Linked DNA regions of Homo sapiens: region 1 is linked to region 2. Evidence: chromatin loops called from intact Hi-C (ENCODE). Cell type or tissue: heart right ventricle. All regions are shown on one strand. Each heading gives the region's core, and the rest is flanking DNA. Links, peaks and the distances in the headings are about the cores only. Region 1 has its middle 140 kb from the start of HTR1A. Region 2 has its middle 570 kb from the start of HTR1A.

Region 1 (16,203 bases), core at 5,585-13,584, 430 kb before region 2:
AAGGTTGACATGATGATTAGTCCTTGGATTTGGGAATATATATATAAAACCCCCAAATCACTGAATACTCTCAGATCTACCAATTGCTGATATGCTCATGATCCACAAAGGACTGTTGCTCTATCACTGACTAGAAATAAGAAGCAAAACAGTAAATCATGGATTTCAGGACGATCATTTGTAAATCACTATTGGAATGATCATTAAGCATTCAACAAACATTTGTGGAGACTCTGTGCCATGTATCATTCTGGATGTTCTGTACATACATCAGGAACACAACAAAGATGCTGGCTTTAGTATGTACCTTTAGTATGTACCTTCTGGCTGGGTCTTTTGAGTCAGCCATGATTGTGCCACTGCACTCCAGCCTGAGTGACAGAGTGAGACCTTATCTCAAAATAAAAAAATTAAACTAACAGCCAACTACTAGAACTTTTACCTGAATGAAGCTTATTTAGAACACATATTTTCTTCATAAGGTACATATCTTAGACAATTTTGTTTTGCTATGAAAGAGTACCTGAGACTGAGTAATTTATAAAGAAAAGGGGTTTATTTAGCTCATGGTTCTGTAGGCTGAGAAGTTCAAGGGCATGGCCCTGGCTCCTGGCAAGGACTTTTGTGCTGCATCATACACAGTGTAGAAGGTCAAAGAGGAAGTGGACACATGTGAAGAGAAGCAAACTTAAGTAGCATCCTGGCTTTATAACAACCCACTGTCTCAGGAACTAATTTATTCCTTCAAGTGCTAATTGACTCATGTGAGGGTGAGAACTCACTACCACAAGAACAGCACCAAGCTGTTCCTGAGGGTTCTGCCTCCATAGCCAGAACATTTTCCAATAGGCCCCACATTCTAATACCACTACACTGGGGATCAAATTTCAAAATGAGCTTTGGGGGAGACAAGCTATATCCGAACCATAGCAGTATATCACATCCTTGTTGTGCTTGGGAACACTAAACAGTACTTTAGCACTATGTTTGGGGCCGTTAAACAGTGAAATCACCAATAAACAACAACAACAACAACAAAAACATAAAAATGTGAAGAATGTGTTATTAAATATACCATAAAAAGGACATTATTTTTTTCCAGTATGAGAGCTGAAACTAGAAGGCAAGCATCACTTTCCTCTACTTCACTGGGAATGTTTGCCCCAGGGAACTCAAATTTTTTACCATTCTGTGAATGCATATGTCTACAAATGACTGAAAGTGCCATAGATAATGATTTTGGATTTGCAAACAAATTTGAGCGAGTAGGTGAATTCCACAAATGTGGAATCAGCAAATAAAAAAGATGGACTCTATATGTATATGCACACTGTATATATATACCTGTATGTGGGTGTTTGTACAAGCTAATGGAAATTCCTGCAAATTGGCAAAGATCTCCTATGATTTTCTCAATAGCAGATGAGATAGCCAGCCTGTTATTAAATACAAAGAATGTATGAGGAAGTTAGAAGAAGACTGCCCTTTTTGTTTATCTGGGTGGAAAAAATGAACTCAAGGGAAGAGTATGTATATTGAGGACCATATCAACCTTGGGAGGCTAACATATAGTGGTCAGTGCAAGATTGCAACTTCTGCATGTTATTATAAATTAGGATGGTGTTTATGACATCTGAGTTTTCTAAAATAAGTCTATGGAGAAATTAATATTGTAAGAGTTGTTATTTGATCACTCGATAATGGAGAAATTATCTTTACTACTGCATATAGACTTTGCTGAGTATTCATGGAAGGCTGGGGTCATAGAGAAAGTAGCAGGTAGACATTATAAATTAAACCCAGAAAAAGTTTTTTTTCCTCTCAATTCCTAACTTCAACTATGTCCCCCTGTGAATTCCCTTATCAATTCATAGTTCTCCTTATTTTAGATGTACGAGGAGGAAATTTGACATTTGCCTTCATCCTGTACCCTCATTCTCTTTTTCAATCTCCAATGACAATTTTCAGGTACTTAAAATACTCAAACTCCATCAAATTCATAGAGAAATTGACAGGTTGTGGTATATTTATTATAAAAAATGAGGACAAAGAAGAATAAAACCTTTTAATCATGTGTGTCAGCACAGTATCAATTACCCAGACCATATCTGAAGGCCTAATATATGCATGTGCTGGCATAGCTATTGGAGGTAGAAGAGAGTTCTAAGTGGCAGGAATCACAGCTTATCCATCTTTTTCTCTTCCTATAGTACATAAAAGTGCCTTAACCTACAAGACTTGATGATAATAGTGGAGGTAACTACCATCTATCTAACGCTTTTTATGGACCAGACATGATGATGACTTTCTTTCAAATGTTATCTTAGTTAATCCTCACAATGGGCCATTTATAAACAAGGAAATTGAAATCCAGAAAGGTTAAGTATCTTGGTTAAGGGTCAGATAGTTGGAAAATTATCTTTACGTGTTATAACTGAGTTTTCATCTGGGATACACAATTAATCTTTAGTTTCCTTTTAGGCAGCAAAGTGGAAAACAGGCAGGAGAAATTTCAAATACCAAGGAAAAGTGCCTGCTAAACAAACTTGTTTTTTAGATGTTTTAAGATCTGTTTCTAACTCATCAAAACAGTATAGATTCATGAATGTAGTATAGCACTCTATTACAATACACATGCTTGGTGATATTTTATTCTTGTCTTCTGAATTAACACCAATGTACAATAAAATTACTGTTCTGGAAAACATTATATATAATTTTTTCTTCCTCCTCAAAGCTAATTAGGTGGTGATAATAACAGTTCCTATTTACTGCAGTATGTTTCACACATTGTGTTAAGGGCTTTGAAAGCATATCTCTTTGATATTACAATAATCTTATGAAGACATTATTATCCTTATGCACATTTTCAGATTTAAAAATGAAGAATAGAGTGCTTGAATAACTTGCTTAATATAAGTCAGTTTGCATAAGTGATGAAACTGAAATTTGAACTTATATTTGTCTTTCTTAACCCTTTCTTTAAGGAATACACTATTAGTTATTCTGTCTCCACATTGGTAGTCAGCTAGTATTTATTCAACCCGCACCATGTTTCTGATCTAGTGTAGTAAAGTACCTGTAATCTACCCTCCAGAAACCTTTCATCAGACTGGGAATACAAAATGACTTGGAGGAAGAAATAGAAGAATAAAAAATTGTTGGGTTTTATGAATCTAAATACAATGAAAATTTAGGGAAATAAATGATTGGAATTGAAGACATTAGGAATGTTTCATGGAAGAAGTAGAGTTTACAGTATCTTTTAGACATTGGATGGGATAAAGACAGTGAAATGAGAGAAGGTTCTAGGCAGGCAGCACGCCATGAGCAAATGGTAAGGAATGAAAAGAAATTAAGTGATCCAACTGAAGGAGGGAAAACATTCACTTACATGCAACTCTACATTTATTTAACATAACTATGATGTGTTAAGTATTTCACTAGGTACCATGGAAATGGGTGCCCATTGTCATGTAAATAACTGTACTGTATGTTGAGGAGGTTTCTCTGTATATAGTAGTTTCCCCTTATCCATGGCTTTTTTCCACAGTTTCGGTTACTGACATTATTTGGGTTACTGTCAATTATGGTAGCTGTCTGCCTTTTCTTCTTTGGTCCTTGCTGCTCCTAAGGAAAGTCAAGCACACCCACAGGAGTTAGGTGGGTACAGGGGAGTCTACAATAGATCTATACTATTTCCTTTGAAGGATGGTCCAAATGTATTAACAGTTTCAGAAATAAACAATTTGTAAGTTTTAAACTGTGTGACATCTAAGCAGCATGATGAAATCTTGCACCACCCTGCTGTGTCCTATCTTGTCTTGCCCAGGTGAGTCATCCCTTTGTCCAGTGTATCCAAGTTGTCTATGTTCCCTGCCCATTAATCACTTAGCAGCCATCTTGGTTATCAGATTGAGAAAACATAGTCTATATATATTCAGTTTGGTACTCTCCTTGGTTTTAGGCATCCACAGATCTTGGTTTCAGACATTCCAGGTCTTGGAATGTACCTCTCATGGGTAAGGGAAGACTAAGGTACCTCAGTATGTAAGGTATCTGGTAGCATGATAAAGGCTTGGTATTGTATACAATAGACAGCTAGGAGCTTTTCTTGATTTTTGAAAGGAGAAGTAATGTATTAATAGTAGCAGCAAAAAGAAATTTTAGGAGTCAGAATATTTGGGTTTTAGTCTCAGACTGGTTATTATTTAATTAACTGTGTAACTTTGGTTAACTCCATTAGTTCATTTAATATGGGGAGAATGGCATCTTCCTACCTGGTTCATGGAGTTGTGCAAAGACAAAGTAAAAATGAAAGACTTTTGAAAATTGCAAAGTACTTAATTTATAGATATTAATTAACAGTATTTATTATGGGAGGCATGTGTGGGAGGTTAGTTTTTGGAGAGACTGTGTCTCAGCAAGCCAATGAACAGGCTTATAATAATCCAGGTTAGAATGGTGTGATAGCTTCAGGAATGGAAAGGACAAAGAGAATCTGGGAGTTATTCCAAAGAAAGAATCATGAAACACAGAGGTTAATGACAGGTTTGATAATGAGTGATTTAGTCATCTACTCTTTATTGAACACTTATTATTAAATACCTACTCTATGTCAGACACTGAGGATTCCCAGCTGAATAAGTCATACATGCCCTGTGCCCTCACATGAAATAGTGGAGGCATTTAACAAATCACTCAACCTTTGGAGAACAGTGAAATGGAGCAGAGTCTTATGAGATCATAAAACAAGAAAGACTGAGGGCTTAAAGAAGGTTTCTCTGAGGAAACAATGTGTAGGTTGAGATGTAAAGCAGGAGTGGAACTTAGATGAAAGGGATCAGATCATTCCAGGAAAAAGATAGCATGAAATAATTCCCCAAGGCAGAAGAGAACATGACACATTCTATAAAATAAGACAAGTCTAGTATAGACTCCCCTGTACCCACCTAACTCCTGTGGATGTGCTTGACTTTCCTTATTAGCAGCAATGACCAAAGAAGAAAAGGCAGACAGCTACCATAATTGACAGTAATGCAAATAATTCACAGAAGTCACCATATTAGAAAATATTCTCAATTTTTGTCCAGTGTTGGAGTTCCATCCCTTGCGGCAATGACAACCAGAAAGAACAGGTGAAATAGTACAGATTTTTAAAAAATTAATTGCATTTATACCAAATTATGGAATCAGTGGTAGACATAGCTCTGCAGTATTTAGAACTTACTTTCTTGTGCCCACAGCTTCTGTACAATCCTTTTTACTTACAATTCTACTTGCCATACTTTCTCTATTATGCAAACTAATTGCAAAGTCCTTCCCTAGTCTTCCTCCTAGATAAAGTTAGATAGGCAATATGTTGCTTTGCCTCTGTTTAATATTTTATTTATTCTTTCATTCATATTATTTTTATTATGATTATGAGCTCTGTAACCATGGAGAGCATGAAGTAGTGCCTTTTCAGTTTAAATCATTTTTAAATTGTTTAATCTTTCCTCATACATACTGTACTTGACTAAATTCAAAATCTGCCCTTGGCTTCTGGATGCTTCTAGTCACCAGACCGTAAGTGCAATTAGATCTTTCTGCTTTTTCTCTCAGGTTTGTCAACCAGCTTTATATTATCTCCTTATCTTGCTGACTGGGACAACACATCTTTCAAGTACTTTGTATATCCAATCATATCCTTCATTTTTAAGGCTTGATAGTAGATGTATTTTTAACTGACAATACTATATGTACATGAATTTTCACTTTTTAATCCTTTTCTTTTACTTCTAAAGAATATGTTTTCTTCTTCAAACAGCCAGTAGTTAAAGCCGAGAGAGAAAGGATGGCATAGATAAGGCCAGAGAGGTAAAGGAGACCACATCATGGTGAGCCTTAAGGATTATATTAAGGATGCTGGACTTTTGCCAAATGGCCTTTGGTACTATAATACATTTGGAAGCAAATATAATTATTCTCATTTTAAAATATTTTTATTTTAGTTTTTATAACTAGACTTTTTTTAAGAATAATTTAGAAAATTTGGGAAGACAATACAAAGTTTCCATTGATTCTACACCTAATTTTCCTTGTTATTGACAGAAAGGAAAAACAGATTGAAAATATAGTTCATGGAATTTAAGTTGAGAGGGAAGAGAGGTATAAATGCTAGAAAGAGGAGAATGATTAGGAAGAATGTTAAAGAGTTGATGGGTGGGAGGTTCACATGATGTAAAAAAAAAAAAAAAAGTAATCAAACAAGCTACAAGACTAGAACATTCCTTCCCAGATCCCTTTGCTTGTCCCATCATCCTACCCTTTAAATGTTGTTCACCGGGTGTATTAGTCCATTCTCACACTGCTAATAAAGACATATCCAAGACTGAGTAATTTATAAAGGAAAGAGGTTTAATTGACTCACAGTTCCACAGGGCTGGGAGGCCTTAGGAAACTTATAGTAATGGTAGAAGGGGAAGCAAACATGTTTACATGGTGGCAGCAAGGAGAAGTGCAGAGTGAAGGAGGGGAAAAGGCCCTTATAAAACCATCAGATCTTGTGAGAATGCAATCACTATCAGGAGAACAGCATGGAGGTAAATGCCCCTGTGATTCAGTTACCTCCCACTGGGTTCCTCCCATGACATGTAGGGATTATAGAAGCTACAATTCAAGATGAGATTTAGATGAGGACACAACCAAACCATATCACCAGGATTCAATTTTATCTTCTTATCATTTTAGAGGTGTCACCTTGAACAATCTCATCAATGTTCTCTGTTGCCACAACTCCCAAATCTGTATCATCATTCGTGGTCTCTCAACTCATGTATTTAACGGGTTTTTTTTTTTTGGAGTCTCTTGGAAACCTTTCTACATATCTTATTCTTGTTAGAGCAACACTATCTGTTCAAATCAGAAACCTAGAAATCACCTTAGATTCTTCAATGTGCTTTAACTTCCTTTGTATGCAGTCACCCATGTCATTTTCATTCTTTTGCTTAATGTCTCTTTATTCTCCCTCTGTCTTCTCCCTTTTCACAGCTATTCAAATGAATAGCAAGTTCTCATCTTCTTTATTCTGGATTATTACATTCTCTTGTGTTCTGCTTGCCTCTAGTCTTACCCTCCTCCAAGTATGTTTAACATTTTCTATATTAAAATATAACCTCCATAGTATATCACACAACAGCCCGCTCTCTAGCCTGAACCACGACCACTCAAATTGCACTCTGTTTCTTTGCTTCTCAGATGTTCCTTCAGCCTAGAGTATCTTTCCATCCCTTGTAGTCTGATAACTTCCACCCATACATCAAAGCTCACCTCAAAGATTTTCTTTTCTTTGAAATATTTCTTGATTATTTAAAGTAGCATTAGTCATTCTACTTTGTCAAAAATTTAACACATATTTTAGTATTGCACTTTTCACATCATGTTGTTTCATGTCATTCCTTTTTATATCACCTACTAGAATAACCTACCTTAAAAGCTGGACTGAATTCTTTGGGGGAAAGGAATATGTTTATTTATATTTGTATTTGCAGCAGATGAGACAAAGTACACACAGCAACTATTTGTTGAATGAATGACAAGTTCAAATTTAGACATTTTGTAGTCAAGGCTTATATAAAACTGTAAATTAAGAAGACATTTCTCAAAAGAAGACATACAAATGGCCAAAAGTTATATGAAGAAATGCTCAACTTAATTAATCACCAGGAAAATAAAATTAAAACCACAATGATACATTGCCTCACACCTGTTGGGATGGCTATTATCAAAAAGACAAAAGATAAGTTTTGGCAAGGATATGGAGCAAAGGGAAACCTTGTATAGTGTTGGTGAGAATCTAAATTAGTACAGACATCATTGAAAACAGTATGGCGGTTCCTCGAAAAATAAAAAATTGTAGAGGAATAGTTTTTGATTTCCCCCAATATGTTGACTTATTTCAGGGGTCTGGCCTATCAGTTTTTGGTCAAAGACTGCCCCTCATGTTTGAATTAGTAGATGGTTCTATTTGTCTTACCTGGATTGTTATGGCTCCATCTGTACTTTCCTGGGATTTTTAGCCTTGATCCTTGATTTATTATTAAATCTGGCTTTCATACATCAGACTGGAAAACAAAGACCTCAACATTTTCTAATAATATTTTAATGGAAAAATAATATACATACTCATTTTGACCACTTAAATCACATAAAGTTACACAAAAAAACAGTATCACTCCCTCTTTTCTTCTTTCATACGACTTCCCTCCCTACACATAGTAAAGAATATAAAATAATGTGGAGTTTTTTCTTCCATATATTTTCCTAAGTTTAAATGCTTACTTGAATACAGAGAAATTTTAAAAATAAAAATGGGACTATTCTTTGAAAATTATTTTATAATATAGTATAAACATTTTTATAGGTGAATTCTGACAAATTAAACTGCCATCCCCTAGTGATTCAGAGTTCACCACAGCAGAAGACAGCATGGGACATTGTATTCTGGTTCTTAAATGCTTTTGTCTGTCATTTTGAACACATTTTATTGGCCACAGAAACTGACACGAGCATGACCAACATCAAGGGCCCAGAGATTTGTAAAAATCTTCCATATGTTCAGAAAGACCCAGAAATATTGGTATCACCTACCACAACAGTAAGTGACATTATGAGTGATCATAACAGGGAGACTGGAACCAGTAGGAGGCCAGGAAAGGCTTTCATGAGGATGAGAATGTCTCTGAATGGGAAATGAATAACATTCTTTGTAGTGGAAAAAATAGATGCACAAATGGATGCAAAGAAGCAGGAGTGCTCAAGTAATTGAAAACTACCATGTGGCAGGAGCAGAAAGCGGGACTAAGTGAGGGGAAGTGTGGCCTAAGATGAGATTTCAAAGGCAGGGCCCTTATCAAGAATTTTGATCTTTACCGATGGGAATCTTTTCGATCATGTGAAGTGGGAATATGACATGCTCAGTTAGTATTTAGACATGATCATGTTTGCTGTAGTATGGAAAATAGGTAGGTAAGGGTGATGGGGGTGTAAAGGGCGGGAGAGGGAGTACGGAGACACAATAGTAGTTCAAGAAGAGAGAACACAGAGGCTAACTGCAGTGGTTGTGGTGGAAATCAAAGTAGGACTTGGATTCAGGAGAAACTGATGGATATTTACAATGTTTTCAAATTTATGCTATTATAATACTACTCTAAAGTCTTATATATTCCTATTTATGATTAATTTTTTAGTGTGATGATGTCATAAAAATAACCATTTATTCAAAGAGTGTTCATAATTTAACTTTAATCAATATGGACACTTTTTGATTCCCCCAAATGATTTTAACAATAAAGACCTCACCAACAATGTGTAATATAGGGCTCTTTACAACACCTTCATAGAAACAAGACCCTATCATTTAAAGACACAAGCATCACTTTCTAACATTATCTCCCTGATAGAGTTTGGCTCTATGTCTCCACCCAAATCTCATGTTGGATTGTAATCCCCACATGTCAGGGGAGGAACCTGGTGGGAGGTGATTAGATCATGGGGGTGGATTTCCCCCATGCTGTTCTCATGATAGTGAGTGAGTTCTTATGAGATCTGATGGCTTAAAAGTGTGGCACTTCCCCTCTCCCTGCCACCATGTAAGACGTGTCTTGCTTCCCCTTCAACTTCCACCATGATTGTAACTTTCCTGAGGTCTCTTCAGCCATTTGGAACTGTGAGTCAATTAAATCTCTTTTCTTTATAAATTACTCAGTTTAAGGTAGTTCTTTATAGCAGTTCTTTATAGTTCTATATATTTAGAAAATGGACTAATACACTCCCCATAATGTATTTTAATTTTTTTTACCCCAAATTCAACTATCTGAATCAATTACTTGGTCTAAAGCAGGTCCCCATTCCCCAGGCCATAGAGCAACACCAGTCCTTGGCCTATTAGGAGCATAGGAATGGAACCTCACAACATGAGGTGAGTGGCAGGCCAGTGAGCAAAGCGAGACATCCTGCACATGCAAAGGATCTAGGTTGTGTTCTCCTTATGAAAATCTAACGTCTGATTATCTATCACTGTTTCCCATCACCCCCAGATGGGACCATCTTGTTGCAGGAAAACAAGCTCAGGGCTCCAACTGATTCCACATTATGATGAGTTGTGTAATCATTTCATTCTATATTACAATATAATAACAATGGAAATAAAGTGCACAATAAGTGTAATGCACTTGAATCTTCCCCAAACAATATCTCCCTGCTCCCTCCCATCTGTGGAAAAATTGTCTCCCAGGAAACCTGTCCCTGGTGCCAAAAAGGTTGGGAACTGCTGGTCTGAAGTGTAGGTGCTAGGCTTGTTTTAGCAAAATTCAGAGCAAGAGAACATAAAATGTGCTGTAGCTTTAACACAGTTATTTCTTCAAAAAACAATCTCTCTAACAGGTTAGTAACATTTTTTTACAAAGCCATTTAAAACTGCATTTTGCTAAGTACCATTTGCATTTCTTATGTATGTTTGGCATATTATTCATTATTTAATTATATCATTATTAAATTATATTATGGTACATATTTGTTGCAATGAGAAAGAAAGAGTACTTCATGCCCAGTATCTTTCAATACTGGATACAAACTTCCCTGCTAATGAGTTAAGTGACAGATAATTAAGTAATTGCAGGTAAATAATCAAACATTTTTATATTATGTACATTTTATATTATGTAGATATCTACATATCATACATTTTATATTATGTAGATATCTTGTGAAATTAATTTCACTATGTGAAATTAATTACATAGTGTTTAAGAGTGATTTAGTGATACTGGGAATGTTTATTGGAGTTTCCTGAGGACTCAGAATCCACTGTTATTTTTTCCTGTTTAGAATAATAAAATATGGCTCCTGCCTTCTGAATGTTTGTTATTCCCCACATTTTTCAAGAATGGACTCAGTTTAGATGAGGGCTACCTGGGTATATACAGATATAGATATAGATATAGATATATATCTAGATAGATAGTTCGATAGATAGATAGGTAGGGCCAATATAATGAGTGAAAAATGGCATCTGATTTAATATGCTTTTTTCCTTACTATATGTAAAATTAAAAGCTTTGTATATGTTGATTGCCATTTGCCTTTTTCTCTTATGTATGCTTATTATTTGCTTTCTCATTTTTGCATTAGGATAGGGTCTGAAAATTAGTCTGAGGTAGATAAATCAATTTTATTCTGAAATTTTTAAGGGGTCAACCTTTCTCTGCTGTGTTGGTAAGAAAATGTATAATTTTCCAGAGTTGAGTCTTTTCAGTTTTCAGCCATTGTAACAAATTTTATAGTTTCCTCCTTTGACATTTCCATAGAGCCTCTTTCAAGAAAGATCCAGATATTCCTTTTCATTCCAGGAAAGAAACAGAAGCTAGCCCTATCTATCTATCTATCTATCTATCTATCTATCTATCTATCTATCTATCTATCTATCTATCATCTTATATCTATCTCTAAATGTCAGAGCAGAATGGGAAACAACACACTATGGAGTGTATGATACATTCTAGTAAAAAGATCACCCAGAAAGTAAGAACCCCTCCTCCCACTCTTTCACTCTCTCCACCCCATCCACCAGTGTCCACTTTCATTTGCTTATCTTTGTAACGCCCTTTCTGCACAGTCTGCACACTCTTCCTTTGCATGGAATATGCATGCTTCCCTTATTCATCTTGTTGGTTCCAACTCAAACTTTATCGCCTAGCTCAAATGTTATTTCTTCAGAAAAGTTTTCTCAGATCTTTCCATTTAATTTTCTTAGTATCATTTAATTATCATTAACACATTTTATCACATTGTGAGTTTTTTTAAAAATTACAATTATTCGATTGATGTTTCTAACCTCCATTAGATGGTAAGTGTTCTAGAGTCAGAGACTGTGTGTGTGTGTGTGTGTGTGTTTTGTTTTGTTTGAGATGGGGTCTTGCTCTTTTGCTTAGGCTGGAGCGCAGTGGCATGATCATGGGTCACTGTAGCCTTGACCTCTTGGGCTTAAGTCATCCTCCCATCTCAGCCTCCGGAATAGCTGAGACCAAAGCTATGTGCCACCATATCCAGCTAACTTTTTTAAATTTTTTGTAGAGATGGGGTCTTACTATGTTTCCCAGGCTATTCTTGATCCTCCCACCTTGGCCATCCAAAGTGCTGGGATTACAGGCATAAGCCACAAAGTCTGGCCATTATGTTTGGTTTTGCACACTATTTTGTTCCTCCCATACAGTACAGTGTTCAGCGTGAAGTTGACACTTCAGTCTTAGAATTTTCTTTGTTTTACTTACAAATTGGGCTTGTTTCTATTGATTCTATCTGTACATGTTACTAAGCTTATTTATGAGCCATGCTAAAGCTTTGTCCATTTATTAGTCTCACTTGTCATTGGGGTTTGTTGTTTTTAGTGGGGTTATATTCATTTAGCCTCAGCTTTTAGTACTATAACATTTTTATACATGTCTAATGATTCATTTGTAGTGATTTATGGCAGATTTGCTGTAGATACCATCTAGAATCAGTGCAGTAAATTATTTATGGACCCCTTTGGAGCATTGGACAGAAAGTTTTGTCCATGACTCAGGACCTGTAATGATTTCTTGCTCTGGGTATCTCTAAGATCTATCACAAGTATCTCTAGATGGAGCTATTTAACCTTTTCTCTTATAAACTAAAGTCATAAGGAATGTAACCAAAGGAACATGCTCATGCTATTTGTTTCTAGGATTCCAGGCCTTAACGTTTGAAGATTGCTTAATGCTGGGGGTTCCTGATAATGTGCACTGACTTCTTTCCTCTTTTATTTTTTTCCTTATCAAAAAAGGCCAGTTATGCTAGTAAACACCATGTATGAGCAAAATTATTCTTTTTTTTGGTCTGAGTCAACTGAGACCATGAACAATAGCATTTTTATTTAAACCATTGTTTTTTTTCCTAAAAATCCAGAGTGTTCCTCTATCCAAAATAACATTGTTTTGTGAAATGGTAGCTTTAAAGAAATCTATACTATTATATTAGCAAAAACAGAAACAAAAAATATGCATAAGGCTGTTAAAAAATAAATTATGGTTTAATTTTAATTTTAACGATGAGCAAGTTGGGCTTCAGTCATAGACCAATATTTATTTTTAATAATAAGGATATCATCTGATATCTATCTATAGCTATTGGTCTATCAGTTTATGTATCTATCTACCTATTTATTATCTATTATTATATTCTAGCTGCTTTGTATATTGCCATTTAATCCTCAGAACAAGTCTGCTTTTTACATAATTACATATAAGTCAAATAGAAAGCACTGTCTTCAGCCCTTGGGCATGCTATTAAGTGTGTGTTTTAGATGACATACTGAACACTCACTGTAGGTTAAATTCTATATTTTATCCTGCATACCAGCTAAAATACTTCTTTTTGAATTGCGTGATTTTTCAGCTCATCTTTTGGATGGCGAGTTCCTTGAAGGCAAAAACTGTGTCCCAATAATAGTTATATCCCCAGTACTCAGAATTGTTTTATCCAATATTGTAGCATGTGGCTAATTAGATTTAAATTTAATTAATTGAAATTGGATAAAATTAAACATTCAGTTTCTCAATGACACTAAGCACATTTCAAGTGCTCAGTAGTTATCACTTATGGCTAGAAGTTACTCTATTGGACGAAGGCTGCATGAACATTTTCATTATTACAGAAAGTTCTATTGATAGCAATATTTAGTATAACAATTTGTCATGAAATAATTCATGACTTGATAAATATTTATCAAGTGGTTTATAAGATATAGACATTATCTATACATAAGAGATAGAATGAAAAAAAACACAATTTTTCTCCAGTGTTTTCCCTATCTTATCATTTTGTGAAGAAAATAGACATTAAGCAACTCAGTGCTAATGGGCATGTATTTAACAGTAGACTATTTCAGATTCATTGTAGAAAGGCCCGTTTTCAAATTATCTGGGTAGGGCTTTTTGTCAATCAGTAGCACATCCTATTGAAAATATTTAACCTTTCCTTGGTTCCTGTGACATAATTAGTATCAGAGGTAACAGAAATCTATTCCATTCTTTCTGGAACCATTAAAGGGATAAGAGCAGCAGATTTTATAACTTTTAAAAAATTTGTACAAATTTCTGTGTTAGATGTGTAGAGATTTAACCACACTTCAAGAAGTGGGAGGAGAGGTACAGCATTTAACACAGCAGGAGGACCTTTAGTGCCCTGCAATAGGACTGTACATAAGCAAAATTTTGTGCTGGCTTCCTGTGCTCATGATCTTGGGCGCTTTTTATTTCATTTGCTCCCATTATTTTCCTTTTGATTTTTTGGTGAACCAGTTTTACATGTGTTCTGACATCAAAGTTAAACAGGGAATAATAAAGAAGCCTCATGAAGACTTCTAGACCATTATGTGATGCTAACACACTATTTAGGAAGAAGCCACAGTCCTCTTGGTAAATACAGAGGACTCACTTCTGCTGTGAGGCTGCATAAATAGATAATGCAGCTGTAAATTTTCTGGTAATTGATGTGATCATTAGTTTAAGTCGTTCCAATTGGCTAGATTGTAGTCCTTGAGCAAGTGTGGACGGGTGTTTATGTGTGATTGCTGTCTCTGGGAAAACTGCACCTGGCATGGGTTTCCTCTACACCCTGAGGAGTGAGACTGCTGTAATTGCTGATGAAGGGAGTATGGAGATAAAACAGCAGCAGCTGTTTAAAGAGTGGGTAGATAGGCTACATGGAACTCTGTGCAGCTTGAGAAAAGAGAACGTTTTGCTTAAAACAAGTGAAGAATTTTATTTTAGGAATATCAGGATTCTAAGAAACAAGGAATAATTGTGTAATTGAAGATGAAGTGGTAGATGGTAGTTGTGCTTCCCAACATCTAGGGCAGGCCAGCATTTGACTTTTGGCTTTTCCACAACTGCCTGTAGAACTTACAGAAGGAAAATTACATAGAATTTGAAATGAGACTAGAATTCCTTCTCTGCTTCCATATAAGATTTTATTGATTCAAGAAGCTGAAAATGACATCTGCTTGCAAACAATTATTAAATGAAGTAATGGCTTCCACGTTTGGTGAAACTAAATGGGCTGGATTTTATCCTATGCCTAGCTTTCTATTATGGGAATGCTAAGTATGTGAGAGTTATTTATATCCTACTGCTCAAGGTCATCGCCAAGGTCTGATTGTAAAAATTCAAAAAATTGCAACTTCAGGCATAAATGGGTTAAAGTTCTTGTACTGCTTTAGTAATTTCTAATTTCTATCCATTTATTTTAAAATTTATATTCTTTATAAGACATTGAAAACAGCAACCAAAGAAACACTAACGACAAAAAGCATTTTAATAGAGAGCATAAAATAATAATTCATCAGATCCATAAATTACATCTATCTGATTTAAATTTTTTATGTACCACCTGAAGATATCTTTACTAGGACAATAACAAGAGTTAAAAAGAAAAATTATTTCCACTTCACTCTTTCATTTCCTGGGAAATAACACTTTTTATATCTTTAATGGGTTATATCATAAAAGGGCCTTATAAATAGTATCTGAAACATTTTTATGCCATATTTCAGTAAGCATGAAAATTATAAAAAGTGATACAGAAAACAAGAACTCAAAATATCATATAATAAAAAATATTTTGTCTTCATTTGATTCTAAAATTGTAGCTGGTTTTCAATCTACATTTTAATGTACATTTGTCCTATATATACAAATAAGAAAAAATATGACCTTTCAAGATTTACTTAAATCATAAATACTTCAAATAAATTATCTTTATGTTTCCTTTAAAGAGTAAAAGATTTAAAAATAAGTAACATATTATGAAGATTATTAAAATATATTAACTAAATGATGTCTTTAATGATTTAAGTTTTTAGGTCTTTATTACAGCACAAATTGATAAAATGATTTTTTTCCTTTCTTTGTTTTTTTTTTTTTTTCTTTTTTTTTTTGAGACAAGTTCTTGCTCTCTCACCCAGGCTGGAGTGAATGGAATGAAGTGGCCACGATCATGGCTTACTGTAGCCTCGACCTCCTGGGCTCCAGCGATTCTCCCACCTCAGATCCCAAGTAGCTGAGACTACTGGCACATGCCACCATGCCTGGCTAATTTTTGCATTTTTGTAGAGATGGGGTTTCACCATGTTGCCCAGGCTGG
Region 2 (16,203 bases), core at 4,481-12,480:
TACTTGAAACATCATTATTTTCATATATTTTTCTGACGGTTCAGTTGTTTAACATGAGAAGCCAAATCTGTGCTCTGTTATTCTATCATGGCTGGAAATAGAAATTCCAGTGCATTATTATTCAAGATAATTATCTTAAATACATATCTTAATATGTATTCATAATAATGATGTTTTAATTTTACAAATTAATTAAATATTACAATTTTTATCAGGCTTTCATAATTTTTGCCAAATTCAAATATTATTTATAATTAATCTTTTCATCTATACATTCTAAAAAATTTTAATAGACATGGCCTATGTCCTTGAAAATATTCTGAGTTTGGGTAATACAGAAGTGAAAAAACATATGCAGTCTCTGATCTTATGGAACTTATATAGTAGCTATAAGATATAGATAGTAATTATATATGCAAACACAGAAATATAATAATATAATGATATATACAACAAAGTAATAGAAGAGTGCATAAAGTCAGAAGTGGTATTGAGGTGGGTGCCATATTAGCCAGGATGATGAGTGAAAGCCTCTGTGATGAGGTGATATTTAAATAAGGTGATAGTTCACCTAAGAACTAAAAGGGTGTGGGGTGAGCTTTGTTAATAACTTAGGAAAGCATGTCCAGGAAAAAAGAACAGCACATCAAAAAGGGTGCTTTTGTAAAACAAACAAATATATATGTATATAATTATATACATAATTATATAAATTATATATTATATATAGAGAGAGAGTGAAATGGAGTTAACAATTTTCAGAATAAAATAAAATGGTACTGGAGAGGTAGGCAGATACTAAATTGCAGAGCCTTGTAGGTTGTGATTTATGCTTTCAGGAAAGCGATCTAACTAACATATGGAATGGATTCTAGTGGTAAAAATGGAAGCAAATGCAGATGCAGTAGTCCAGATGAGCAACAATGTTGGCTTAGCCTTGATGATAAATAGATTTAAAAAATACCTTGGAGGCATCAGCAATCAGATTTGTAGATAAAGTCTACATGTAGGGAAGAGAAGGGTGATTTGAGGTAAAGAGATGAATCAAGGAAGAGTTGAAGATTTCCGCGTCTTTGATTTGAAAGATTGGGTACATGGCATAACTTTTTACTGAAATGGGGAAAGTAAGAGAAGCAGGTGTAGAAGAAAAGTAATAAATGTTCTATTTTCAGTGTGTTAAATTTCCAAGTGGAAATGTCACGTAGGTTGTTGAATGTATGTTTGGACCTCAGGGAAATGCCAAGACTGAAAATTAAAAAAAAAACTATTCATTTGGCATTGTATAATTTCATTTGCTTTTACCTGGTGACATTGTTCTCTTTGAGAAATATTTGGCCTGCTTCACTCAGGACCCCAATTATTCACCTTTCAGAGGCCTAATGTTATCTTCGTTCTTCCAGGCTACAGTTAAACACAGGCGGGGCTGGAGTGCCCTCTGGTGGATAAACTGACAAGGTTTGGGACACTGGAGTATGGACAAGCTAAAATAGGAATTAGGGACTTCCCACACAGGTGATAGAAGAGACAACCATAAGAGCATAACTACATGAATTGTGTTAGCTGTTAAGAAGATAAATCGAGTAGCTGAGTACTAGTATAAAAGGGAGAATGTGTGTTGTGTAATCGAACTGCTATTCACTTCTAGCCTGATTTTATGTATAGAATGCAGTCCCAGTTTTGAGAAATAGGATTTTTTAAAGCAAAATCAGAAATCTATACCATTATTTAAAGTTTTTGATTTGTAACTATTAGCTGCTATTCAGATTGAAAATACTATATAGGGTAAAATTATGCAATAAAAGATGTGTGTAGATAAGACTGGTGGATTGTAGTTATGTCAGTATCGTGGTGGTCATTCTCTACAATTGCTTTGCAAGATGTGATTATTGGAGGAAACTAGATAAAGAGTCCATTGGATCTCTCTGTTGTATTTCCTACAACTGAATATGAATCTATAATTAGCCCAAAATGAAGAGTTTAATTTTTAAAACTAATTTTTCCATGGGTCAAATTCAGCCCAGGGACCATTAGTTTGCAACTTTTATCTCAAGGAGAGAAGACATATACAGTGGTGCAGTTTAAAAATGGGACCCCTAAAATTCTATAGAAAACAATGAAGTATTTGTTTGTCGGCATAACAACCAAATCTTAGGCACATCTATAACGAGTAAATGGAGCTCCTGCCCTTTGCCCTCAAACACTACAGGAAGAATGGTCAAGATGGCAAAATATGGGCAATTATTTGGGGAAGCCAGAGGGGTTGTAATACCAAATTCCAAGAAAGTAAATACTGCTCTCTGGTTCTTACCTGCCAATATTTGAAGTGATGCCTTATGTCAGAGGAAAGTTAGTAATCCAGAAGGCATGAATGTACCACCCTCTTTTTGGATGAGTTACTTATTTGACTAGTTAACAAAATGGAAGAGCATGGTTTAAATGGATTACCAGTTTATAGATGAGACAATTGAGAGGTAGACCTTTCAGAGCTTGAGAAAACATACAGACATACATTTATTTTATTGTAATTTACTCATAAAGAGGTGTTGCCTCTGTATTTACTTTAGAGAATACACACGGTCCCCGACTTACAATGGTTTGACTTAAGTTTTTTTTAACCTAACGATGGTACAAAAGCAATACACATTCAGGAGAAATTGTACTTCACATTTTGAACTTTGATATTTTCTTGGGCTAACCATATGTGGTACAATATTCTTTCCGGATCCTGGGCAGTGGCAGTGAGCCACAGCTCCCAGGCAGCCACATAATCACAAGGGTAAACACCAGTACTCCACAGTGTACTGTGTTGCCAGATGATTTGTCTTACTGTAGATAAGGTAAGTGTCCTGAGCATGTTGAATGTGGGCTGGGCTATGCTAGGATGTTTGGAGGGTTAGGTGTATTAAGTGCATTTTCAACTGACAGTATTTGAAACCTTCAATGGGCTTATTGAGTTTGTCAGGATGTAGCCCCTTTGTAAGTCAAGGGGCATCTGTACATGATACGGTTTTTTTTTTTTTTTAATGGGCCTAGTTTCTTATTATAGTATTGCAATCAACTTCAAAAGACATCAAATGTTTTACAGGAATTGCATTTCTTGATCCAAGAAATTTATCCTGTTGCTCATTACATAAGTTCTGTGCTACACATTGCTCAGACAGCTTATACTCTTTACCCCATTCCTAAGATCAGTAATTACGCCCACCTAGTTGATTAGTGAAGAAGGAAAGGAGAGGATGGAAGGAAGAACAATTTGCAGAGGAGTCAGCAAGAGGTCTTGGTAATGGAAGCTAATGAACTGGAAAACTTTATTTGAAATTGTCATCCTCAATAGCACACCTTCCAACCCAGCATCATCACCATAGATATTGGGGTTGGAGTTTGATAATTAGTCACAGTCTTTTTTCTACCCCATGATTTGACATAGGCCAATGGAAAAGTAGACATTTGTAACAGACATATGGAAACCAAATATCAGCATTACCACTTATAAGGCTAAATTAGAAATTAGACTACAGACCATATACTTTCTTCCAAGTCTAGCTATTGGAATTATCTGTTGGATGGCAAATGTGGGTCTACAGAGTTGAAGCAAGAAACTAGAAATGTTCATCCAGTTATGATCCAGTGGTAGAGAGAAGAAGATAATGGGGGAGGGGGAAGGTAGAAAGGGGAAGAGAGAGAAAGACACCTCCATTCCAGGACATAAAAGCAAGACAACCCAAAGTAAAACTGTAAATAGATAACATCTGTCTTAGAATAACCTCACTTAAAAAATATTTTAAATTATTCTATATACGTTAATCCAGAATTGTGCTTGGCTTTGAAATACAATCGTAAACAAGAAATAGTTCTTGTAGTATGGAAAAAATTCCATAGTCTAGAAGAAGAGCTATAAATAGACAAGGTCAAGATATACTTATCTGAAATGACTATATAAATTATGTCATTATGACATAATAACATGCATAATAATGTAGCATGAAAGTAAATATATTAAATGTTGAAATAAACATAATTATGTTCTTTAATAAATATGTACTTACATATACTGGTATATGTAGTTCAAAATAGGTCTCAAAAGTATTGAATTTAAAAAACAATAATATGATTTTTAGTTGGCCAGATGTGTTTTGTTGTACTTCTTTATTTTTTATTTATTTATTTATTTATTTATTTATTGAGATGAAGTCTTGCTCTATCGCCCAGACCACTCTCTAGGAGAGCCCTGACTGGGAAAGAAGTTAAATCTGCATGTGTCAGTCAAGTAAGAGGAGGCCATAAAACAAAAACACATGACATAACAGAAAGTATATTATTCTCAGATCCATGAGAGTAGAGAGATGCCTCTGGGAGCCAATGAGAGGTCACAGGGCAATGTGTTCAAACAGCAGGTGGGGAGCAAGAGAGACAGAGAGAGATAGACCTATAGCCTGAGGCTTTACTGGGATCCAGGACATTACCCCAGCAAGTTTCCCACATGGAGTTCTAATTGGTGGATGCAGAGCAAGCGGGTGTGAGTCACATGTGGTGACTGGGACAGGGAATGCTCCCTGTAGCATACCTGCATACTGAGTGGAGAGTGGAGTCAGTGAGGTGAGTCAAGGAGGTTATCTCTGCATATCCCATGGGGAGTTGGACACTAGGAGGTGGTTACTTAAGGCAGATATCTGGATGGACCACACTTAGAATCAGAAAGAGCTAGAGAAATGAAAACTGTGTCAAGAGTTACTAAGCCCTTCTTCTGGTATGCGAAGTTAAACCTAGGTTCAGAATAGATGCTGAGACACCATAAAACTATAAGAATTGACAACATCTGCATTCTATGGAGGAGGAGACTGGCTTCTTTCTTTGAAGTAGATTCTTCCTTTATTCTGATAGGGGAAATTTTGTTGATCTCTTTTACCCATTAAAGAGAGGTAAAAAAAAAAAATGGCAGTTTACAAGCTAAATCAAAATGTCAATATTCTGTTCACAACAGTGTGAAGACTGTTGTCTCTGAACATGTAATCCAGGTATTCACAGTTCCCAGCACTCCATATTGTCATACACTTGTTGCTTGACATATCATTTTGTTTATCTATCTCAGCAGACAATTGAGCTTTGCCTATGTTACTGTTAATGCCTCTCTCCAGTCTTGGGGAGGCCCTGAGAAAGTGACAGAATCCAAGTACAGGCCCTTCAGTCTTCGAGTATGTGCTCTATTTAGTAATAAAAATGAATATATAGTTAGAACAAATCTTCCCCTACTAGTTTAATTTTTTGTTCCTAAATCTAGATTTCTATCATTTTTCTTAGGTTATTGAGTATTCATAGGTCTAAACAGTTGTTTACATTCAAACCCTGTCTTTTCAATTGTGAGTTTGAGGAGGCTTCTATCAGAGAGAGACCCAGTCTACCCATTTTACTTTCATTTTTTTTTTGTTATTTATCTTCAGAAATTTCTCTTTTTAAAAGGAAAATCTCCTTCCCCACTGTCCGTATCCCTTTTTTTAAAGCCTATTTTTCCTTCAGTGGCAAAATCTAGTCCTAAAATGTTGTTTAAACTTAAGCATATGAATTGTTATCATCATTTTTTTTTTTGGCAACAAACATATAAGTTTAAACTCCCATCCTGAACCATAAGTCACTGGTAACTAAAGCTAATAAAGCCACAGTCTAAATTATAAATCTGGGAAATATTGATACCTACCTACATTTTACATAATTTTCTCCTGGCAAATCTCCATCTAAAGTAGCATGGGGGTCACTACTTGTCACTTGTATAGTTGGGTTATTTACTTTCTAAGTGGCTTAGAGACCACAAATGTAAAATATCCCATGGAATGAATTGTGTTTCACAAGAGAGGCTGCCATTTTTGAGTTCCTCTGACTTTTGATTATGGATTGCATGTCCTCAGGCTGTGAGCTGAAAAAACAGACTTCAGTGATGTGATAAAATGAGACCAATGATCATTCCAGCTAAAAGAATAAAACTCTAAATCAGCAGCAGCCAAGCTGGGTGTTTTTAGTAGAAAGACCCCTCTGCTATCATTAATTTATTAAGATGTCTAACACAATCAGGCCCCCAAAAAATTATTTTCCCCATTAAACTGCAAACTACAAAGTCCATCCTCTACTTCTTTCCCTTGTGTGGAGATTGAGTATGTCCTCAACAAAGGTTACCCAAGTAAGTACATTAAAAAGAGAAAAATGGGAGAAATAAAATCTGTGTGGTATATAGTAATTTTTCTCCTTTCTTATCTTTCATCTTTGTAACTTTGTGAATCTTTCTATAGTAGAGATTTTTTAAGTAAAGCAACAATTTTATATGTTAAGTAAACATTTTAGTTGCTAAATATAATTTAGTTATTTGTTGGTTTAATAATCAATAGAAGTACTTACTATGAGTCAGGGATATCAGGGAATAAAATAAATAAAAATTACTATCCTTGTGAAGTTTAAATTCCAGAGGAAGGAATAATAAACAACAAACATAATATATAAAACGTTTTTATTGTTTATTAAAATATATTAAGTATGCTGAAAAAAACAGTGATGAAGGAAACTAGCTTGAAATTTTAAATATGGTGTCCATGGAAGGCTTTGTGGAAAACAGGCTATAGGCACAAAAACTTAAGGAGATTGAGCAAGTTAGCAAAGTGGACATTTGAAGGAAGTTACTCCAAGCAAAGGTAACAGCTACTACAAATACGAGGATGCCTGATATCAGTGGAGTAGTAGGGAGAATAGGTCTTAGCATCCTCATTTTTGGCTGTCTTACTGAACATTAGCAAGTACACCAAGAATGTGAAGCGAGTAAGTGATGTAACCAGAACTCACAGTTGGGCTGCCATGTTCCGTTCTTCTTTTGCTCTTTTTGTTAATTAGACAATGCCCTAATAGATTCCTTTGGCTCACCTATATTCTACCTTCCTGAATGAAGAAAAGACAAAGCAAACAAAATCACATCAATTTATTTATCTCTATTAGCAATTCAGGAGAGAAAATTGGGAGCAGAAGAAATAGTTACAGAAATTGTGATACAGATACAACTGTAGAGCTCAGGAGGTTGGTTCAATCTTCCAAGTCTAATTGGAGACAACCCTTCTAATCCAAATCTGACACCGGAGCCAGGTACTATATTTGCTGTATCCCACTAGATGACACCATTACAATGTCAGTTTCTCACCAGAAAAATATTATCTATCCTGGTACTAAAGATTACATAAAGACTTGGAGGTAATAATTTACCATTGAAGGCATGTTACTTGGTCAGCACTGTGCTGTGTTCAAGGACAAAAGTGAACATTAGTGATTATTAAAAGATTGAGGCTCACAAGTATGTATAAACTCCAACTTCAGCATAGAAGTCCTACCACATGATTGGGAGTGTTATTACAGTGAGGCCAGTGGAGAAAGGTCCTCTCTGACCAGGTCAAAATTTGTTAAAAACCCAAAGAGTACTGACTTACATTCTTAGTTTATGGAACAACTTTTAATGTTAGACAAGAAGAGGGTCTTCAATGACATATTTCATCTAGTACCCGCTCTTTCCTTTGAACTTAACAAAAAAATTCCTTCAAAGTCTGTGCCAGAACACTATATGGGTGGCATTGAACTCCAAACTACTTCTCTAACAACATTCAACCTCCCCTCTAACCCCCAAGATGAAGCAGACATCCTCTCTTTATATGGTAAACCTTATCTGATACATACCCAATTAGGCTAATAAGTAGACTGTCTCTGTGCTCAGTCCTGAAGATCAGCTTTACCTCTAAACTATCTGAGCATTATTCTTCCCTTAACCATGTATAAATACAACTGCTAGTATCTATGTAAGTCCATCCGAATTTTCAGTGATTCATTCCCACTCTTATACCCTAGGTATCAATATTAAGTAATGTTTTGCTAGAAAGAATTTATAGTTGGATGCACATTGAAACCACATGCTAATGTAACCCTCTTAAGAGTGAAACATTTTACCTTCTTTTTATCCTCCTTTTTCCTCTTTGCTGATGGAAGAACAGAGAAAAGCTTAAAAGGAAAACCTTTTAAGCTTCTTCTCAGTTGTCTTTTATCTGCATCTCTTTTCATTGGCTATCTTTCTTTCCTCTAGCTTGAGATTATTACATTTTTAAGAGAGAGAGTGTGTATTTGGAACTGGTTCCATGCAATTTACCATTAGAGTTGGAGTTTATGAGAAAGAAAATAGAGTGAAGGGAAATATTCTTTTTTTAGAATTTCCATCTGATACAGGAAAAAATGAAGAACAAATTCTATTTCTCCATGTTTGTAAATATGAAGAAATATTTCTGAAATTACTCTGTGATATTTCTTTGGGAACGGGAATTTTACTTTTATATACTCAATATAATCACCAATATTTCTTCAAAGTATCATATCATATATGCAGGAGTCTGAAAATTCTCAGTCCACCTACCACCTTCACATTGTTTTCAAAGCGGTTTTTAGATTGCTTTTAAACAATACAGTTCTTAATGTTCATAGCCACCTTTTCCAAATGCATTCAGAAACCGAGTTCAGGAACACTTAATTATGCCATTGGAAGTTTTATCTTGGCCAAACGTTAGTATGCAAATTTGAAAGGATACCCCCCCTCAGCAGAGAGTTTAATTTTGAAGCTGTGAAGTAATATTCTAACTTCTGTTTTATTCCTGTTGTGTTCCCAAATCACTATGACTACAGAAATGTGTGAATCTTAGTTCTAATAAATTCAGAGAATAGATATTTGAGCCTTTAAGTCCTTGGGGAACAATAGTGAATGCATTAACTGCTGCTACAACAAGTAATTATATCCACACAATTCCATTTCTTTTGGTCTGGCATCAAAAGCTGCTGAGAGGCAAATGTCAATAGAGGAAAACTGCTTTCTGGAGTGGTAGATCTATTATTTACACGGTGATGGTTAGTCAGTGTCAAAAAGAGTTCTTGCAAACTAACAAATGCTTTAACTGAAAGAGACTGTTGTGCCTGTTTAATAACTTGATATTAATGACATTGAATCCTCTTGAGTTTTTGTTTTTAAAAGTAGACAATGATAGATTTTGAAAGATATCAAGAATAGAGCAAAATCCTGAGTAATGAGAAGGACAATCTGACTTTTCCATCAACACATTAAAACTATATCATGTGAATTTACAAAGCAAATTATCCACCTCTTGGTTTCTTAGTGTTGTTACTTAAATACTGGTAAGGCAGAGACCAGGATGACTTTCAGAATCTTATGCAATGTTAGTGGGCTCATGTTCTACGGATGTTGCTATCATAGAAATAGTTTATATTTAACTTAACCTTAAAGCAACATGTGTATTTTGTTATCATGATTTCTGCTGTTTTGGATTTTGCATTTGCTGTTCCCTCTGCCTGGAACACAAGTCTCTCAGGCCTTTGCATGGATGGCTCCTTCTCAACATTCAAATCTTTGCTTGAATGATACTTTTTTAGAGAAGCACACCTCACCCCAACATAAGGTATACATTCCACTAACTTGCTTTACTTTATGCTTTATATCTGTCTGTATTTAAATTATCAGTGATATTCGGTTACCCGATTATTGCTTATTTTCTCCCATTATTTCCCCTATTATCAGTTTTATTCACTGTTATATCCCTACAACTCATTCAGTGATTGCTCAACAGTGGTGTTGAATGAAAGGAAAAACAAAAGAAACCAAACATGCCAATATGTGTTCAAATCCAGTGATCTTTGGGATACAGTTGTTTAACACTTAGCTTACAGAAAATGGCACAGGAAGAATATGTTCAAAAGCTTTCTGTTTTATGTGAGACACTGACTCTTTAAAGTGGCTCATAATGATTCTCCCAAATATAACATTTTAGAATGAATTATCTATCTTATATAAGTTTCCGTTTGTTCAGAAATGGCCAAATTACCAAGTGACTTTGCAACTATTGACTGGTTTTTGGTTAGGATGTTTTTAAAGAACCCCTCGAGGCTCAGCATATAAATGAGAGCCTTTTTTGACTTGTGCATAAATTCAGGCTTGAGCTGGAGAAACTCAGGTCTGAAGGACTGTATGTGGAAAACAATGACCACAGAAATTACAGGTTTGTCTGAAACCCTCTGAAGCTGAAAGTTTTAAACAGATAATAAAATATTTAAAAAGAAAATAAAGCCTTTCTAAAAGAACTATTATTGGGCAGCTCTTTCATCTGGGAGATGAGAGTTTTCTCATTTATGAGCAGTTTATACTTTTGTGGTTTTGTGTTGTTTTTTTTTTTTTCATTGAAGTCAGTGACTTGAGAAGTTACAAGGGAATTGTCCCTCTTTTCTGACAAATAGGAAGGCCTGAACGAAGGTAGAAATGTCAGAATTGTCATCCCAGAATTCTTAATTATTCATTAATCTTCTTGGATTCTATATTACTAAACAAGTATGTGTACAAACAGAATTACACCCATAACTTTAGCCCCTTACTTGGACAATCTGGGAACTCATTAAGGAAGCACAGCCAAATTGAATTATTTCTTCCTCAAAGACAATGCAGTAGTTATGCTGAAGACATGCTGACTTTCTGTAGTGCAGGATTAGTGACAGTGCCAATGTAACACATTAATCATCAACTTATGGCACCAATTCCAGGTACTTCTAGCATTTGTTACTATACTGTTTTTTGAGCAACTTCCAAAGAATATTATAATCACAAAATGAATACCATGTTTCAGATTGCTCTCATGAATAAAACTGGTTCTTTCCTAAGCTAAATGCACTCCTGAGATAGATAGGTACATCCAAAGCCACAGTGATCTTTTCCTGGATCCTCCATCTTTTCCATGCTTGAAACTGCCATTTGATATTTCAAGATAATTCATTTGGCAAGAAGCTGATAAAGGATTAAAATGGATAAAGCAGGAGGCTTTTGGCCTCTAAAAAGTAAAAGCAGGATTCTCAGTTCTCGCCTGGCATTTTCAGCAATGCTAGGAATAACTGGCAACAATGCAACACAGTACCTTATTACATTATTGCTATTATTCTTTTAGCTTTGTAAAAAGGTAATCATTTTGGTTGCTGCAATTACAGAGAACATTCTTATTTCACTGCGTCGTGTTGAACTGAGATTTCTGCTCCATTGCGAGCTGATAGGAGTGTGGTATTTACATTTTCTTCTTTAAATAATAGTGCAAAGAAGTTAGTTATCAGACTGTGACTGATACTTCACAGTACAGGGCATAGGTGATTATTTTGGGGTCTATGATTGGAATTCCAAACAGTAGGATCCATGCACAGGACATGGCACCTACCAAATCACTTGTCTGTTTGCCCTAAATTACTAGAATTGTATCATCTTTATAAGTGTTTTTGCCTTAGTACACATTATCTACATTTTTGGCATATTGAATTGAAAGCATTTCCATTTTAGTTTGTGATTATAAGATGAACTCTTGAAAAATGTACCCAGGGATTATATAATATTAATATAATTCTCTTTTAGTGTAAGAACTGACATGCATTCATTTTAATAATAGTAGCAATACTTCAAGAAACTTTCATACAAGGAAAAGAGATTCGCTTTAAAAACTCATCAAAGTAAGACAAATTCATGTCAAGTGAGTGTTTTTTCCCAATTATAATTGATTTTTATTAAAAAGTAATTATTTTTCCCTGATATTTTAAATGTTTTATTTTTCAGTAGAATAAGCTAACTTTACATATAATAAGAACAAATTAAATTTTTAAGTTTTAGACGCATATTTGGGAAAACCTCAGCAAACTCTGAATCTAGATTGGTGATTGCTTACAGTAGATATATCCCATAATTATAGTGAAGTTTTTCCATTGCTAAGGCTGATAAAATATATTAAACTACTAAAATCCTGACTGAATGCAAGAATCAGCTGATTCTAAACTTCCACTCTGCTTTCTAGTTTCTCTAGGGGATAATAGCAACTAGGAGATGATAGACTTTGTGTGCAGCAGTGCCAATGCAAACCTTTCTAATTCTGGCTCAACTCTCTTGCAGAAACCAGGGAACAGCAAATGGTTTTCAATAACGATAGCTAGGGAAGGGACAAAGAAAAAACAAACACACTTCTTTTATTTTTTAAACTAGTTAATAGGAAAAAAAGAAAGTGGACAAAGAATCAAACAATAATTAAAAATACAACACGAGTTGCAGTCAATTCTTCTCCTCCAAGATGATCAGATAAAATGAAATTGAGTCAAAAGAGGAAATTCTACCAAATACACTTGGAACTACAAATGACCTTAGAAGATAACACTTAAATCCCTGCACGTGTTGTGGCCTCTCCACTGAGTTACAGATTGTTGATCCTGGAACAGCAAGTTAATAGACTGTGAAAGGAAAGAATAACCATGAAATGAGATGGCTAATACATCAGCAACCATTGGGATCAAAACAAGGAATAACTATTACTTCTTACTTTCTAGGATGCTATAATCTTCTAAATTTCAAAACAGAATACATTTACTGTGGCAGTCAAGATGGAAAAAGATACACGTCTAAGAGCAATTTTTATGACACCCTTCATTTAAATAGAGATTTGGGGAGAACAGAAACAAATACTAGAGGTGAAGAGTATTTTGGCTTCTGTTTTCTAATGTGTTGGGAACAACTTTATTCCCCTTTGAAGTACTAATAAATCTTGCCATTCTAAATACAGTGAAATTCAGTTTAGGGAAAAAAAATTTGTCAGAATTTGATGATAAATCTTTGACAGCAAGAGTTGTTTAAAACCAAATAAACCTGATGACTTACATGAATTTTATTTGAGATACATGGCTGTTAGGAAAAAGGCAGAGGATTATCCCCCAATTTGTCCTTTATTCAGCTATCAAGCAATCTACAGACTCTGCTTTTTATAATAGGAAGAACTGTGACCAGTCTATTCCAGGATTTCTCCCAACTCTATTTGGAGAAATAGCTTGGGTCCTGGCCTGAGGCTCTCAGAGCTTGAAGTGTTTATGAGTAGTACGGTGATTAAAAATGCTAGGTAGGTCTTTTGTTATAGCAATTCTGAATGCTAGGAAATAATGGTACAATATCTATTAATTCTTCAAGAAAAAAATATGTACTCCACAACATTTATTCCCAGAGGGAATACAATTTTTATGTACCCTTCTTGACAAAGGTATTAGAGAATCAACTTTAGTGAAGCAAGAAATGAAACCTCAGGAACAGAAAAGAATGGAAATATCTCAAACCCTGATAATGTTGGAAGCAGGAGGATGAGAGATGATGGAGGATGAATTTATCACAAACAGCCTCAAAATTTCAACTTTCTCTGGATCAGTGTCTTTTGCTATGTAACTTTTCAGTGCCCTCATATTGTGGCTGGGTCATTCAGCCCTACTTCTTTAATCTAAACTCAGCTATGTTACATGTTTTGGCCAAAAACATTATATATATATGTATGTGTGTATATATGATTTTTCTCCCCATTCTTTCTCTGCCCATACAAACCATATTTGCCTACACCCTCTGGGAAAATTGTTATGAGAAATAAACTTTTAAAATATATGTGTATACACACACACACACACATATATATACACATACATACATACATATTGTGTGTGTGTAGATAGAGACTGAGTGAGAGATAGATAGATGACAGACAGACAGAAATTGTGTTAGGAGGTGGGCAAATTCAGGTAGGTATAGGCAGAATATAGAATGAAATTCATACAATTTTATTCCTTTGTTGATTTGTTACGTCTACTCAGATGTCCAAGGCCTAAGTCAGCTCTCTTGAAATTCCTTATTTTTTAAATTCTAATTTTAAAGTGAAATATTTATAGCTTACATGACATAGTTAAAATTTAAACTGTTATCTCTGAAGTAAGGAAATGCATGTATCACTAATCTCTTTTCTGAAGAACTACACAGCTTCCATTTGCAGTTACAAAGTTAACAGATTATTTTTTTCTCAATTAACGATGGCATCAACAAAGCTTATCTCCTCCTAATATGCTTGGCAAAGAAGATTAAAAGATGTGTAGAGGAAATCTAAATACAGGTGAAATTTTAGCAAGTCAAGCATATATTCTACAGCATTATTAAAGAAAATTTCAATTGTAGGAAATATATTTAAACAGAATTTTTTATAATTTTATAAACAGAAACATCAGTAATAATTGCTTAGAGTTTAAACAAGATCATAATTTTGGGTTCATAAAATTGAATTTGCCTTCAACTTGAAAAATTCTATTTTTTTCTCCCCATTCTTTCTGTGCCTACACCAACAATATTTGCCTACACCCTCTGGGAAAATTGTTATGAGCAATAAGCTTTAAAGTTATTAGTGATTGGTGAAGAGTAAATTATTGCTGGTAGAGCAAGTTAACTTTTAAAAGTAAACATATATGTTATTTACTTTATAGGTTAGTAACACTATTATTTACTGTATCACCATCTCCTACCTTAGTGGATTTCAGCCTAATCCAGAAAATTTGTCATATAATAGTGTATAATTACTCTAGAGGCTTGGAAAATAGTATATGAAGGTACCAAATCTAAAAGTGGCATAAGCTGCTATGATGAAAAGATCTATCGATACAATTTCTTGATCAAGATAGATAGGTATTGTGCCTGGTAGTGGGCAAATTAGGCTAGGAATAGGCAGAGTATAGAATGGAATGCATACATTATTCTTCTCTTATGAAACAATTCCAAGATACAAAGCTCAGGGGTAGTAGAGAGACTCCATTGTCATTAAAATGGGGCTCCTGGCTGTGCATGGTGACTCATGCCTGTAATCCTAGCACTTTGGGAGGCCAAGGCGGGTGGATCATGAGGTTAGGAGTTCAAGACCAGCCTGGCCAAGATGGTGAAACCCGATCTCTACTACAAATACAAAAATTAGCTGGGTGTGGTGGCGGACGCCTGTAATCCCAGCTATTCAGGAGGTTGAGGCAGAGTATTACTTGAACCCAGGAGGTGGAGGTTGCAGTAAGCCAAGATCATGCCACTGCACTCCAGCCTGGGTGACAAAGCGAGACTCTGTCTCAAAAAAAAAAAAAAAAAAAAACAAGTGGGGCTCCTATGATTGCTCTGATCTTCATCATTTCTAAGCTAGTAGAAACAGGGTGAGAGAAGTCAATGACAGTCAACAAACTTTGCTTTAAGAAATGGTCTGGAAAATGTGCATATCATTTCCATTCACATTCCTTGGCTGGAACTTAGTCTCAGGGCTATAATAAATAAATTAATTAATTAATTAAAAAATAAAATAAACTTTTAACTTGTTATAACTTTAAAAAAAAAGAGAGCTAGAAACTGTTTTTAGTGAAATAGCTATGGACCCAGTTATAACTCTCAGAATTATTCTTTAAAGGAATGAGAGAATCTATATTACAAAACAATGAGCACTCTCATCACAGAGGATGGGGAAGACTATATTTTCCTAAGATAGCCTAAAATATATCTCATCTCAAATGTTCTTAATGTGATCTTGCTACTCCCACATCAAAAGATAAAGTCTAATAACCTGTCTTGCATGTGGGCTATTTGACCAATAGAATATGGCAGAAGTGAAATTCTGTGACTTCTGGGGCTAAGTTAAAAGAAGCTTCATAGCTTCTCTGTGTCTCCTGGAATACTTATTTTTGGGATCCTCCTTTTGCAACCAAACCGTTCTAAGGAAACCCAATACACGTGGAGAGTTCTTCAGACATACGTAGGTTCTTTAGTCAGCAAACTTACCTGGGCTTCCAGTGGACAGTCACCATTAATCACCAGCTATATTAGTAACCCATTTTTAATATGCAGCCAAGATAAGCCTTTAGATGACTCCAGGCTCAGCCTCCATCTGACTATGACTGCATGAGGGTCCCCAGAACAGATCACCCAGGTGTCAACCACAGAATCGTCAGAAATAATAAGTTGTTTTAAACATCTACATTTGCAGTTTGTTACACACAAAAATAAACACCTGAAAAAGATAAGTATTTATTACAGACATTGATAAAATCTCTGTCTTCATTCCTCTCCGAGTTGAATAATTAATATTATGCTATCAAAAGGTATATCTTCCTTTCATATTTTAAGTGGTTATTTAAACCTAGGTGTAGTGGGGCTACTTCAAGGTTCTTGGCTGGAATACCTTTCTTCCATTTCACTCTAGATCTTAGTCATTATTAAAATTCAACTGCCCCAAGGAGAGGAAGATTTTAGATGTTATCAATCATTTTTGCCTTCATAGGAATAAAGGATTTAAGTTA

Evidence for each region. Peaks named below come from ENCODE experiments on the same cell type or tissue, not always from the same donor. Only the 100,000 strongest peaks of a DNase experiment are listed, where the experiment ranks them.
Region 1: it touches region 2 in a loop (4-fold over the local background); 8 of 110 quality-filtered maps call a loop at or near these places.

Annotation. Positions count from the first base shown.
Region 1 is chr5:63,819,216-63,835,418 of GRCh38, reverse strand. No RefSeq gene overlaps it. Among named protein-coding and RNA genes, the nearest start is that of HTR1A, 140 kb to the left of the region's middle. In heart right ventricle, for the core only: no CTCF peak of the experiment used is centred there; no DNase peak of the experiment used is centred there.
Region 2 is chr5:63,386,870-63,403,072 of GRCh38, reverse strand. No RefSeq gene overlaps it. Among named protein-coding and RNA genes, the nearest start is that of HTR1A, 570 kb to the left of the region's middle. In heart right ventricle, for the core only: no CTCF peak of the experiment used is centred there; no DNase peak of the experiment used is centred there.